Regions from separate parts of the Homo sapiens genome. Here all the other regions are linked to region 1. The links are chromatin contacts, found by Hi-C or POLR2A ChIA-PET in ENCODE. All regions are on one chromosome and are shown on one strand. Each heading gives the region's core, a stretch centred on a gene start or an enhancer-like site at or near the end of the contact. The rest is flanking DNA. Distances are from core to core; before and after follow the strand shown.

What was found. Hi-C counts contacts between places; a loop is a spot of excess contacts on that map. ChIA-PET counts read pairs that join two places held with the same protein, here RNA polymerase II (POLR2A). Pooled maps may share reads with other maps.
Region 2: a map of naive thymus-derived CD4-positive, alpha-beta T cell shows a loop between it and region 1 (6-fold over the local background). The contact joins the promoter of TPBGL here to the promoter of POLD3 in region 1. A Hi-C loop is called at or near these places in 1 of 168 maps with a recorded cell type or tissue (naive thymus-derived CD4-positive, alpha-beta T cell), 2 of 37 single-sample maps with no recorded cell type and 7 of 50 pooled maps.
Region 3: a loop to region 1 is called in a pooled map, with 4 times the contacts of the local background. The contact joins the promoter of DNAJB13 here to the promoter of POLD3 in region 1. A Hi-C loop is called at or near these places in 1 of 168 maps with a recorded cell type or tissue (gastrocnemius medialis) and 3 of 50 pooled maps. POLR2A ChIA-PET finds 5 or more read pairs at or near these places in 1 of 52 experiments (activated CD4-positive, alpha-beta T cell).
Region 4: a loop to region 1 is called in a pooled map, with 2.5 times the contacts of the local background. The contact joins the promoter of UCP3 here to the promoter of POLD3 in region 1. A Hi-C loop is called at or near these places in 3 of 50 pooled maps.

The regions. Positions count from the first base shown.
Region 1 is chr11:74,591,188-74,594,156 of GRCh38, reverse strand. It overlaps POLD3 (DNA polymerase delta 3, accessory subunit), which reads right to left and starts at 1,575. Exons shown (of 12, transcript NM_006591.3): 1 at 1,439-1,575; 2 at 41-96. The coding sequence starts at 1,498. RefSeq lists an enhancer at 1,280-1,913.
Region 2 is chr11:75,239,180-75,242,148 of GRCh38, reverse strand. It overlaps TPBGL (trophoblast glycoprotein like), which reads right to left and starts at 1,375. Exons shown (of 1, transcript NM_001195528.2): 1 at 1-1,375. The coding sequence starts at 1,099. It overlaps LOC124902717 (a long non-coding RNA gene), which reads left to right and starts at 2,279. Exons shown (of 2, transcript XR_007062783.1): 1 at 2,279-2,503. RefSeq lists silencers at 10-89, 220-469.
Region 3 is chr11:73,949,629-73,952,597 of GRCh38, reverse strand. DNAJB13 (DnaJ heat shock protein family (Hsp40) member B13) reads right to left here and starts at 1,572. Exons shown (of 8, transcript NM_153614.4): 1 at 1,461-1,572. The coding sequence starts at 1,528.
Region 4 is chr11:74,007,536-74,010,504 of GRCh38, reverse strand. It overlaps UCP3 (uncoupling protein 3), which reads left to right and starts at 1,420. Exons shown (of 7, transcript NM_003356.4): 1 at 1,420-1,527. RefSeq lists an enhancer at 1,172-1,811 and a silencer at 1,945-2,125.

The sequences.
Region 1 (2,969 bases), core at 326-2,825:
AATTCCAATATGATTAAAATTGGTAGTAAATTGGACTTACTGTTTGGCCTGGTTAACATGAACCCCTAGTGTATAGCTCAGCCATTTGTATGTCACCTGTAACAAGAAAAAATTTTTCAAATGTTTTATTAGATGACTCCAGAGTGCACATCAGTCCCGAAGGTCTGTTGCTAAAGATTCCTATTCTTAGATGATTATGCCTTACAAATTACAATAAATGCCACTGCAGTTTTCCCAAGAACTATCTATCTGGGTAGGCAGGACCTATTTATCTTAAAAATGCTAAGAAGTTTGTTTCATGAACTAATGAAAAGTAATCTAAAAAGACAAGCTGAACATACCTAACAGAAAAAACTCTCATTTTCCTCACATTCCTTGTTTTACTCAGGCCCTTTCCTCATGATGTTTTTTTTGGGGGCCACCAGCCAAAGCCATCCTAAAACTCATTCAGAAGCTAGATGACTTTGAAGTGTGATGTCTCAGAAACTTCTAAAGAAAGTTGCACCCATGCAAACATTAAAGGGCACAGGTGGTGCAGGGGTCAGGAAACGAAAAAAGTGGGTAAATATTTTTATAAGAGATTAGATTGGGAACTACCAGCATCAAGCCTTCATCCCTCCTAGACCCAGGATGCCTGCACTCTCTTCTCTCAAAGTCTCTTCCAATTCCAAATGTCAAGCTTCCAATAGTTAGAAGACTTGCACAGGTTAGGCAAAGGCAGTGTGATGTAGAAGAAAGCATTAGTAAGAGGACAGACCTAGGTTGAAAAACTGCCTATCCCTTACCAAACGCAAATAAACAAGTTATTTGGCCCCTCAGCTTCAATTTCCTCATCTCGGGATACCACCACCGACCTGGGATGGGGTGCGGGGAGGTCACTGTAAAGATTAAAGTGCCTTGGCACACAGCAGGCACTCAATCATCACGGTTTGCAAAGTGCACTCACATCCATCAATTCGCTCGATCTTTTCCTCACCCGTGTGAAGCGGATCAAACCTCTATCAATGCTTAAATTTCCAGGAAGAGGAAACAGTATCTGGAGGTTACGCAACTTGTAACTTAACACAGTTAAGACACGATTTCCTCAACTGTAAACTTAAAACTTTAAACGCCAACCACCTTAAAAGAAAGGTGTAGGGACGCCTTAGAACTCTCAGCCAACGGCCCTCCCTCCGCGCCCGGTCTCCGCGGCTCCAGCCCCAGGCTCTGTTCCCAGCACGCCCACCCAAGGGACGCGGACTTCCGTGTGTGCTGGAGGACCTTCCCGACGAGTCCTCGCTCGCTCTGGGGCACAGAGCTCGCCCAGGTCCCCTCGTGGGGACCTGTCTCCCCTGGTCCCCACGAAGCCACAAGCAGACAGAGGGTCAAGGCTCCCGCCGCCCTAGCCGGGCCCAGGACCCCGGTCGCACGCCCGCGTTCCCCAGTAGTAGCTGCTCACGATCTTGTTTTGGTCCGTGACGAACTCGTCTATATTTTCCAGATAAAGCTGGTCCGCCATGGTGCGGCAGCGCTGGGACCCGCCTCTAACCCCTCTCTCAATCACAGCCACAGCTCCCGCCGGCGGGAAACGTCTTTGCTCCCTCCCAGGTCCCGGGTCGTTTCCCCGGCAACGGAGGCGACGCACTACGGCGGCCCTCGAAGGGTCAAACTAGTCAGGGAGACGGCGCAGACGGAGGTAGGCAGAGCTAGTAGAAAACACCGAAGTGCGGGGCCTCCTGGCTGGTTTTTTCCTATACCTACGTACCTATGATAAAGTTTAATTTATAAATTAGGCACAGTAAGAGATTAACAAAAATAACTAACGATAAAATAGAACAATTATTATTATACTGTAATAAACATTAGTGAATATGGTCTCTCAACAGATGTCATTGGGTATAATATTTCCCTACCGAGGTTGGCTGCGCGTGATGAAACCCGGGAAAGCCAGGATAAAGGGGAGACTATTGAAAACAAGTAATTTTAGTAGTGCTGCCAACTGGGGAAAAGTACTGCCTGTTATAATCCCTCAGAGTTGAGAAATTAGGGAAGGTTTTTCCAGAGGGGTTGAGGAGAGGCTGAGTGTTTCGGATAGAAGCAGGAGAATTTGCTGGAAAAGAGTTCATTATCTCTGGATTGTTAGGAGAAGAGGCGGATGAGAGAGACTTGGGAGAAACCAAATCGTTGTGCCTAGGAGACTGTGAAGAGGCGCTTGAGCTGTGTTCTCAGGAAAACTTGGAGAAAAGTTATCAGGTTGGGGAATTTCAACTCAAATTTCTCCTAGTATCACCCCCGCAAAAATCTTTAATAATTGACTTCAGCATAAGCCGGTGCAGTTCAGTATCGCAGGTGTAGTGCGTAAGAGAGTGGGCTCTAGAGTCAGACTTACTGGGTTTGAATCCTGGTTTTGCTGTTTGTTGTGTAAACTTAGGTAATTCTTTAGCCACTAGGAGCCTATTTCCTTATCTATAAAATGGGAATAATAACAGTACCTACTTCAAAGGCTTGTCGCGACATGCATTCATTCAAAGCATAGCAAAATCCTGAGAAAGGCCAGATACTATTCTGAGTGTTGAGGTGCTGGGGCTGCAGCTATGAGCAATAATAAACCGAGCCTGTTCACATGTAACTTACATTCTGAGATTTTTAAGTGAAAGATAGTGGTGGTTTAAAATAGGGTAGCAGACCGGGCGCGGTGGCTAACGCCTGTAATCCCAGCACTTTGGGAGGCCTAGGGGGATGAATCACCTGAGGTCAGGAGTTCGAGGCCTGCCAGGCCCACATGGTGAAACCCTGTCTCTACTAAAAATATAAAAATTAGCCGGGCGTGGTGGCACGTGCCTATAGTCCCAGTTACTCCCAGGGCTGAGGCATGAGAATGTCTTGAATCCAGGAGGTGGAGGTTGCAGTGAGCCGAGATCATGCCACTGCACTTCAGCTTGGGAAACAGAGAGAGACTCCGTCTAAAAATAAAATAAAATGGCTCGGCG
Region 2 (2,969 bases), core at 126-2,625, 650 kb before region 1:
GCGCGGGCGCGCGGCGCGGGTCGGCGTCCTGCTCGTAGCGGTAGTGGTAGCCCTCCATCTGGTCCCGGCACGCCTCGCGCAGGTTGCGCATCCAGCGCTGGATGCCGCGGCGGTTTAGGTAGAGCACCATGAGGAAGATGAGGCCGATGAGTGCCAGCACCAGCCCGAAGAACACGTAGGAGGCTTCCAGCTCCGGGCCGGCGGCCTCCGCCTCCTCTCCGCGAGCGTCGGCGCCGCTGTCCGCGCAGCGAAGCCGCGCCCCGTCCAGGTCCAGTAGCGGCCGGTCTAGCAGCGCCCGCGGGGCGGCGCAGCGCAGGCGCCGCGAGTCGGGCACGCGCTCCGTGGCGTTGCGCAGCCAGGCCAGCAGGGGGCGTGCGGCACAGCCGCAGCGCAGGGGGTTGTCGGCGAGCAGCAGGCGCGGCCCGGGGAGGCCGCCATCGCGCTCCAGCGCGCGCAGCTCGTCGGGGTCCAGGCCGGCCAGCGCGTTGAGGCGCACGTCCAGCTGCTCCAGGCGCGCCAGGCGCAGGGCGGCTGGCGGCAGACGGCTCAGCGCGTTGCCCGCTAGGCCCAGCAGGCGAAGCTCGGCCAGCGGTGCCAGCGCAGCGTCCAGCGCGGCCAGCAGCGCGGGGCCGCCGCGCACCAGCGCGTGGTTGAGCTGCAGCGAGCGCAGCGCGGGCAGCCCGCGGAAGGCGCCGCCGCCCAGGGCGCGCAGCGGGTTGTGGCTGAGGTCGAGCGCCGCCAGGCTGGGCAGCCCGTCGAAGGCGCCGTCCTCCACCACCTCGATGTGGTTGTGCGTGAGGCGCAGCGCGCTCAGGAGCGGCAGGCGCACGCCCGCCGCCTGGTCGCCGTCCCCGTCCCCGCCGGCGAAGGCGGCCGCGCGCAGCACCGTCAGGTTGGCGCCTACGATGGTGAGGTTGCGCGCGTCGGGCGGCACGTCCCGCGGAGGCTGGCGGAGCTCGGCTCCCGACGCGCAGCGCAGCAGCAGCTTGGGGCCGCCGAAGCAGTAGCACTGGAAGGGGCAGGGTGCCGCGGGCTGGCTCAGCGCCGCCGCCACGAGCAGCAGCCCCTGGAGCCCCGGCTGTCCCGCGCGCGGGGCCATCGCGGCCGCCCCCGCATCCAGCGCCCGGGCCGCCGCGCTCACCAGTGAGTTGGGAGCGCCTGGTGGGGGGCACGGGTGGGGCGAGTCCTTGACCCGGAGCGGCTGGCAGTCCCGGTCGGTCCGTTCGCTGTCTCGAAAGTCTGAGGAGCCGCACTTACTGGCTGACTGGCCGGGGGCAAGAGGGGTCAGACGGGGAGCGGAGCCCCCCGCCCCCGGTGCCCTCGCCCTGCGCGCCGGCCTCCGGCTTCCGCGGCCGCTCCGGGCTCCGAGCCGAGTGGGCAGGGTTTGCCTCCCCCCTCCCCGCCTCCCGGTCTCGTCCTCCGCCCCCAGCGGAGTCTCCGCGCCCTCCTCGCCGTGGGAGGCGGGGTGGGAGGCTCCCGAGAATCAGGGCTGTCGGCTGCTGCGCTTTCTCTTCATCCTCTCCGCCCCCGCCCCTCCGGGCTGCCGAGAAGTTTGGCTCCTGGAGGCTCCGACTTGGTTTTCCTCCTCCTCCACCCCCAACATTTAAGCTGGGTCCTTCCTCCTCCTTCTCCAGCACGTGTGGGGCGGGGCCCGACTGCGGAGAGCAGGCAGGTGGGTCACCACCAGGGAGAATTCGGGGGTTGGGGAGGACTTTAGAGCTGCTCCTACTACCGGAGGAAGGGATGAGGGGTGGGCTGAGAAAGTTACTCATTTTCCGGCCTCTTCCTAAGGCAGAGAGACTGGAAAATCCCCAGTCTCTGCTTCCTCCTCTGCGACCCTAGTTCCATTAGACCTGGCTGTGTCACCACCCCTGCAGGTCCTATGGGACCAGCTTTTTCTCCATCCCATCCCATCCCATTCTCAGGAGAAGTCTGTGGCACCCGCTCCCCTCCCACCCACCAACTCTGGCTGCTCTGCCTCTGCCAGGAGTTCCCCCGTGTGGTTTCCTCCACCGGGCTGGGCTTCTCTGCCAAGCACTGTCCTAGGCACAGAGACCCGGGGGTGTAGTGATTCTGCTCTTTGCTTTCACTCCCTGCCCCCAAACCTCTTAAGACTCCTGGGGTTCCGTTGGACACTGTCAACTAGTCCCTCCAGGCTTCTCCGCCTGTGAGTGGGGTTTGGGGCACCAGAGGTTGGGAGAGCAGGAGCAGATTTTGCAGCATGGAGTTGGGGGTCTCAGAAGGGGCCAGGGCTGAGGGTGGGGGGGCTGAGCTGTTTACAGATTTGTTTTGTTCTGGATTTTTTTTCCCCCAGAACTGGGAAGCTCTAAACCTGATTTAAAGAGACAGGCTCCTGAGAAGGGAGGATTCCTGGCCTTAGCATGAATTATTCAGGCTGGAGAGGCTGACACTTGATCCGCAGGCCATTCGGGTATCAGCAGAGCTGGTTGGAATAGAGGCTCCCCACCTCCTCCCAAGAATCAGTCTCTTTCTCCTGAATTGGGTACGGTTGTTATGTTGACTCCTTCCCTGAGGTTATATTTAACAGATCGACCAAAGGATCAATACCACTTAAGGAGAAGAGGCAGACCCTGCAGTGGCCTGGGTCTTGGGCAAGGACCAACATTAAGGAACAGAGCTGGTGATGATGGGGGTCTCCCAGCTCTCCCCTCCTCCAAGCCCCTCTCTCTTCCCTACCCCCTGTCTTAACTCTCCCAGGTATGAGAGCTCAGATGTGTCTCATGCAAGTCCATGCAGACTCATTCATATGTGGACATAGGATCGTAGGTTTGAGTGCGTCCTGGCATGTGTCCATAAATTCATAAAGACATACATATTTGAATATGCACACTTCTGAGCCCATGCAGGTTCGTGGATACATTCTCAGAGGGCAAGCTTACAGGCCCATGCTTAAGCCATGCCAAGCATAGGGACCCAGCGATTGGCTAGCACAGTCAGACCCTACTCCT
Region 3 (2,969 bases), core at 323-2,822, 640 kb after region 1:
AGATCCTTTCATGAGTTTGTGTCTTTTTTCTCCAACACCGCAGACTCTCCACTTATGCCACTGATCCCCTACAGGACCTGGCCCAGGAATAGGCCCATGACTGGCAACTCTGGGAGGCCTGATATCTGAACACTGGCTCCACCATTTACTAGTGCACTTGTGGGATAATAATGGCACTTAATTCTCAGGGCTGTTGTGAGGGTTAAACAGTGATGGAAAGTTCTCAGAACAGCACCTACACACTCAAAACATACACCTATTGTCACTGCCTAACTTAATTGATTGAGTTATCCTGGACTCCTCTTTTCTTCACCCTCCAGTGATCCACTTAATTACCAAGTCCATTCCCTCCCCTTTCTCTGGCCTCATCTTTTGCCTTGATTACCACGAACAGCCTCCTAAAGGGTCTCTCTCCTTCCAAGATAACTTCCACAGCCCCCCATACTTCCTCTTCTGTAACACTCATCACAGTTGTGGTGACTTATTCAACATCTATTCAGCAACAAAATCTAGCTGCATGAGGTAAGGGAGTGTCGATGTCGGATTCCGACATTTATCTCCAGCTGCTACCACTGCAGCAGGAGTGAAGTACCCTCTCAACCCTTGTGGTAGACGCTCAATAAATATTTGTTAAAAAAAAAAACATGTTTTTGGCCAGGTGCGGTGACTCACACCTATAATCCCAGCACTTGGGAAGGCTGAGGCGGGTGGATCACCAGAGGTCGGGAATTTGAGACCAGCCTGACCAAAAAGGAGAAACCCCATCTCTACTAAAAATACAAAATTAGCTGGGCATGGTGGTGCATGCCTGTAATCCCAGCTACTTGGGAAGCTGAGGCAGAAGAATCGCTTGAACCCAGGAGGTGGAGGTTGCGGTGAGCCGAGATCACGCCATTGCACTCCAGCCTGGGCAACAAGACCAAGACTCCGTCTCAAAACAAAAAACAAAAACATGTTTTCAGAAAAATGTACTGACTCCTGTTGTAGGCTTTCTTAGGAACGAGCCAGAACGTCCTTAAGATCCGATGGAAGTATTCAGGAATGTAGTTTAGTCAATGCTGAAAACCTCCATCATGGCCAGAATTGAATTTAAAACATCCATCTGGCCTGGCCACTCCCTTGTTCACAAGCCTCTGGTTCTCCATAATATTCAAGATAAAGTTCAAATGGCTCCTTTGTCCCCACTTCATTGCTGGGAAAAGCAAGGCACCCAGGAGAGGATATAGGGCATGGAGCATAAAGGGAGATGGGTTGGGAGCAGATTGAGGAACTAAAGAGTTCAAATTTCCAACCTGGGCCCTGACCCAGACCAAAGCCAGGATACAGGTATGCAAGAAGTGAAAGGAGGAACAAGGTTTACCTTGTCTGCGCTAAGCTGTGCAGGAAAGCTCGTTTTGGAAGAGAAGAGGGCAGGGCCTGCCCCAGCACACCCCTAAGGCCTGGCTCCCACCCCAACTTACGCCTGCTTGATCTGGGCATCCTCTGAATTGCGAGTGATCCCGAGCACAGAGTAATAATCCTGGCCCATGGCTGGCTAGCTGGCAGTCAGGCCCTGGATAGTCCTCAGACTCTAGCAAGGCTGTTAGTTGGCTTCCTTGGTTGCTCCTGACAACCGCACAGGTGCACTCTGGGAGTTGTAGTCCCACTTCCCTAAACAAATTTCAGCTCTGCCACAGAGAGGAGTCAGTGAAAGGACTGGGGGAGAGCTGGGGCTGATTCTGCGACCCTGTGAAAGGTCACTCAACTCGGAAATTGAAGACTCACAGGGCTCTGTTTTATTTTGTTTTTGTTTTTAAAGAGAGCAGTAATTAGTTTTAATAAAAAGGTTTTAGAAGAAATGCATTTGGCTAATTTTTTAAAAATACATTTATTTTAGAACAGTTTTAGAGTTTAGAAAAGTTGAGAAGACAGTACAGAGAGTTCCCATATACCTCACATCCACATTCTCCTATTTTATTATTATTATTATCATTATCATGTTTTTGAGACAGGGTCTTCACTCTGTCACCCAGGCTGGTGGGCAGTGGCAGGATCACACCTCACTGCAGTCTCAACCTCCCAGGCTCAAGGGATTCTTCCACCTCAGCCTTCCAAGTAGCTGAGACACAGGCGTGCACTACCATGCCTGGCTAATTTTTGTATGTTTTGTAGAGATGGGGTTTCACCATGTTGCCCAGACTGGTCTTGAACTCTTGGGCTCGGCTTGGCCTCCCAAAGTGCTGGGATTACAGGTGTGAGCCACTGCATTCACATTCCCCTATTATTAACATCTTACATTAGTATGGTACATTTGTCACAAATAATGACCAATATTGATACATTATTATTAACTAAAATCCACATTTTATTCAGATTTACTAGTTGTTTTAACCTAATATCTTATTTCTGTTCCGGACCCCATCCAGGATGCCACGTTACACTTAGCTGTTGCATCTCCTCTGGTGCCTCCTGACTGTGACAGTTTCTCAGACTTTCCATGTTTTTGATGACCTTGACAGTTTAAGTAATAATGGTCAGGTGTTTTGTAGAATGTCCTGCAATTGGAATTTGTTTGGTGTTTTTCTTTTTGTTTGTTTGTTTTTGTTTTTTGAGATGGAGTCTCACTCCATCGCCCAGGCTGGAGTGCAGTGGCACAATTTCAGCTCACTGCAACCTCTGCCTCCCGGGTTCCAGCGATTCTCCTGCCTCAGCCTCCCAAGTAGCTGAGATTACAGGCATGTGCCACCATGCCCGGCTAATTTTTGTTATTTTTACTAGAGACGGGGTTTCACCATGTTGGCCAGGCTGGTCTCAAACTCCTGACCTCAAGTGATCCACCCACCTCAGCCTCCCAAAGTGTTGGGATTACAGGCGTGAGCCACCGCGCCAGCCCTCCTTCCCCACTTGCTGTATTGCACTCTTTGGAAGGCAGTCACTGTGCGGCCCACCCTTACAGTGAGGGAGTTATGCTCCACCTCTCTGAGTACAGC
Region 4 (2,969 bases), core at 171-2,670, 580 kb after region 1:
CATGCTTCTGACCACCTGCCCTGTGACGCTGGCTCTGTGCCCCAGTCCAGAAAAGACTTCTGCCTACTCCTCCTCTGCCCTACCCAGTTAACTCCCTTTCCTTCCCTCCCTTCTGCTTCTCACTCCTCCCCTCCCTTCTCTTCTTCTTCTCCCCTTCCCCCATCACCTGGGGCCCGATTCAGCTGTGCCCAGCCCTTACTCTGAGTGCCCACAGATGGAGCCTCCAGTAGCTTCTGTGGGGCACCCTTCCACCAGGTCCCAGCTCCCTTGGCTCCAGCAGTGTCCATGCTAAAGCCTCCAAGTGTCATGTTGGAGAGAATGGTGGTCACAGTAGATAAGCCCAAAATGCCTTACAGTTTACAGGCTGGAGTCAGGCCCCGCCACGTGCTGGCTACATGACTTCCCTGAGATTCCATTTCCTCCTCAGTAAAATAAGTGGTAAGATTTTAGGATCCCCAGCACTAAAAAGAAACGAAATACTGATACAGGCTCCAACATGGATGAATTTTGAAAGCATTACTATACTAAGTGAAAGAAGCCAGTCACAAACAAGCACATATTGGATGATTCCATTTCTAGGAAGTGTTCAGAACAGGCAAATTTATAGAGACAGAAAGTAGATTGATTAGTGGTTGCCTGAGGCTGGGGAGCGGGGGAAGGGAGGTGACTACCAATGTGTATGGAGTTTTTCCAGGGTGAGAGGGTGATGAAAATGTTCTAAAATAGATTGTGTTGATGGTTGTGCCACTCAGAATATACTAAAAACCATTTGAATTGTGCACTTGAAACAGATGAATTGTACGGTATGTGAATTCTATATCAATAAATCTGTAATTTAAAAAAAAAAAATTAGGTCGGGTGCAGTGGCTCACACCTATAATCCCAGCACTTTGCCAGACTGAGGCAGGAGGATCACTTAAGCCCAGGAGTTCAAGACCAGCCTGGGGAACACAGCAAGACCTCGTCTCTACTAAAAAATTTTAAATTACAAAAAAAAAAAGTAAAAAAAATAGAATCCTAATAGTACCTATCTCATAGGATTGTGGAAAATAGTAGTAATGTATGTAAAATATTTAGCACATAGTAGGCACAAAGAAATGACATTATTATTAAGAGACCTGGGAGAGCTGTGCCCAGCCTATCGTGGGAGGCCTTGACCTTTGGACTCAAAAGTGGCAGCAGGTCCACCCCCCCATACACCCTTGTCACCAAGGAAGCGTCCACAGCTTAAAGGAGCTATATTAAAGCACCCCAAGTCAAGAGGACTGAACCAGATCTGGAACTCACTCACCTCCCCTCTCACCTCACTGCCCTCACCAGCCAGCCTCTTGTCAAGTGATCAGGCTGTCAACCAACTTCTCTAGGATAAGGTTTCAGGTCAGCCCGTGTGTATAAGACCAGTGCCAAGCCAGAAGCAGCAGAGACAACAGTGAATGACAAGGAGGGGCCATCCAATCCCTGCTGCCACCTCCTGGGATGGAGCCCTAGGGAGCCCCTGTGCTGCCCCTGCCGTGGCAGGACTCACAGGTAAGACCCCTTTCTCCTCCCTCATCCCTTCCCCTCTCCCTCTCCCTTCTCCTTGTTCTCCCTTTCATTGGAGGCTTTCAGAGAGCAGCCCCGAGCAGTCAGGGCTCACTAGCTGCAGCTTGTCAGACCTGATAGAGATTCAGTCCAGCCGCCACCTTATGAAAAGGGAGCTGTGGCCTTGATGAGGGTACTGTGGCAGGGCTGGGGCTTGAACCCAACACCCGTGTCACTCACTCAAGACTCACACCCCCTTTGCCTTGCTGGCTGCCTCTGGTGGGATTTTGCAAATCCCCATAGACAGGAAGTGGCTTTCTTCTTTGCCTGCCCCAGAATCTCTGCGATTCCTCCAGAGCATAAATCCCTCTCTTTCCATGAGGACCCTGGGGCCCTCTTCCTGAGTAGGGATGACAGGGGCACTTCTGACCTGAGGCGTGGTCCAGGTCATTTGCTGGGAGCTTTACAGAGCCCATGGTCTCTGCCCAGACGGCTTCTTCAGTGGGCTGCTGTGAAGGCTTTGCCGGGAGGGTGGGTTGGAGTTGGGGAGGCAACTGGTGTTGGGTAGGATGTCTCAAAATGGGGTCCTCTTCCCCTGCTTCAGAGCTACCACAGGGAGTTTTCCTAATGCAGATTCCTAGGCCCCACCCCAGACCTAAATCAGGATCTCTGGGGCTGAGAGCTGAGAATCTGCTCTGTAAACAAGCAGCTCAAGGGATCCTTGGCTCTCCCTGAAGTCTGAGACTCTCTGGGCAGTGAAACAGGCGCAGCTTCAGATGTCAGACAAACGTGGGCACCAATCTCAGCTCCAGCACTTCAGCTGTATGACTAGCAAAAGCCCTGGAAGCCTCAGGTCCCTGGTTTACGAAATGAGAATAATAATAGCAACTACTTGTAGCCTTATGAAGGGATCAAATCAGTCAGTGTCTGTAAAGCCCTCAGCACGGTATCTGGTGCAAGAAGCAACCAGCAAACATTAATGGACCATGCTGACTAGAACATCCCATCCCTCAGGAGCCCCAGCAGAGCTACAGTAATGAGGGTTCCACTTTTGACTTCTTCCTCCACTGGCCAGTGGCAAAAGGCTGCCGGCTGCTAGGGGTCTAGGAGAGTCTGGAGTGAATTGGGAAGAAGATTGGGGAGTGCTGGCCTCAAGGCACCTCCTACCTGTGCCCACCACTGTGGCTTTCCCTCCTCCCGCAGCTTGACTACTGAAAGTTCTAGAGCCCCAAGGTGGGCTTTTGACCTGAGTCTGTGTCCATCCATTCCATTTTCCATGAGTGGCTAAGAACTGCCCCTCTTGTCAAGTGATCACGCTGAGGCCAAGAGTTCAAGACCAGAATAGGCAACATAGAGAGACCCCCATCTCTACAAAAAATAAAAAATTAGCTGGGTATGGTGATGCACACCTGTAGTCCCAGCTACTCGGGAGGCTGAAGGTGGGAGGG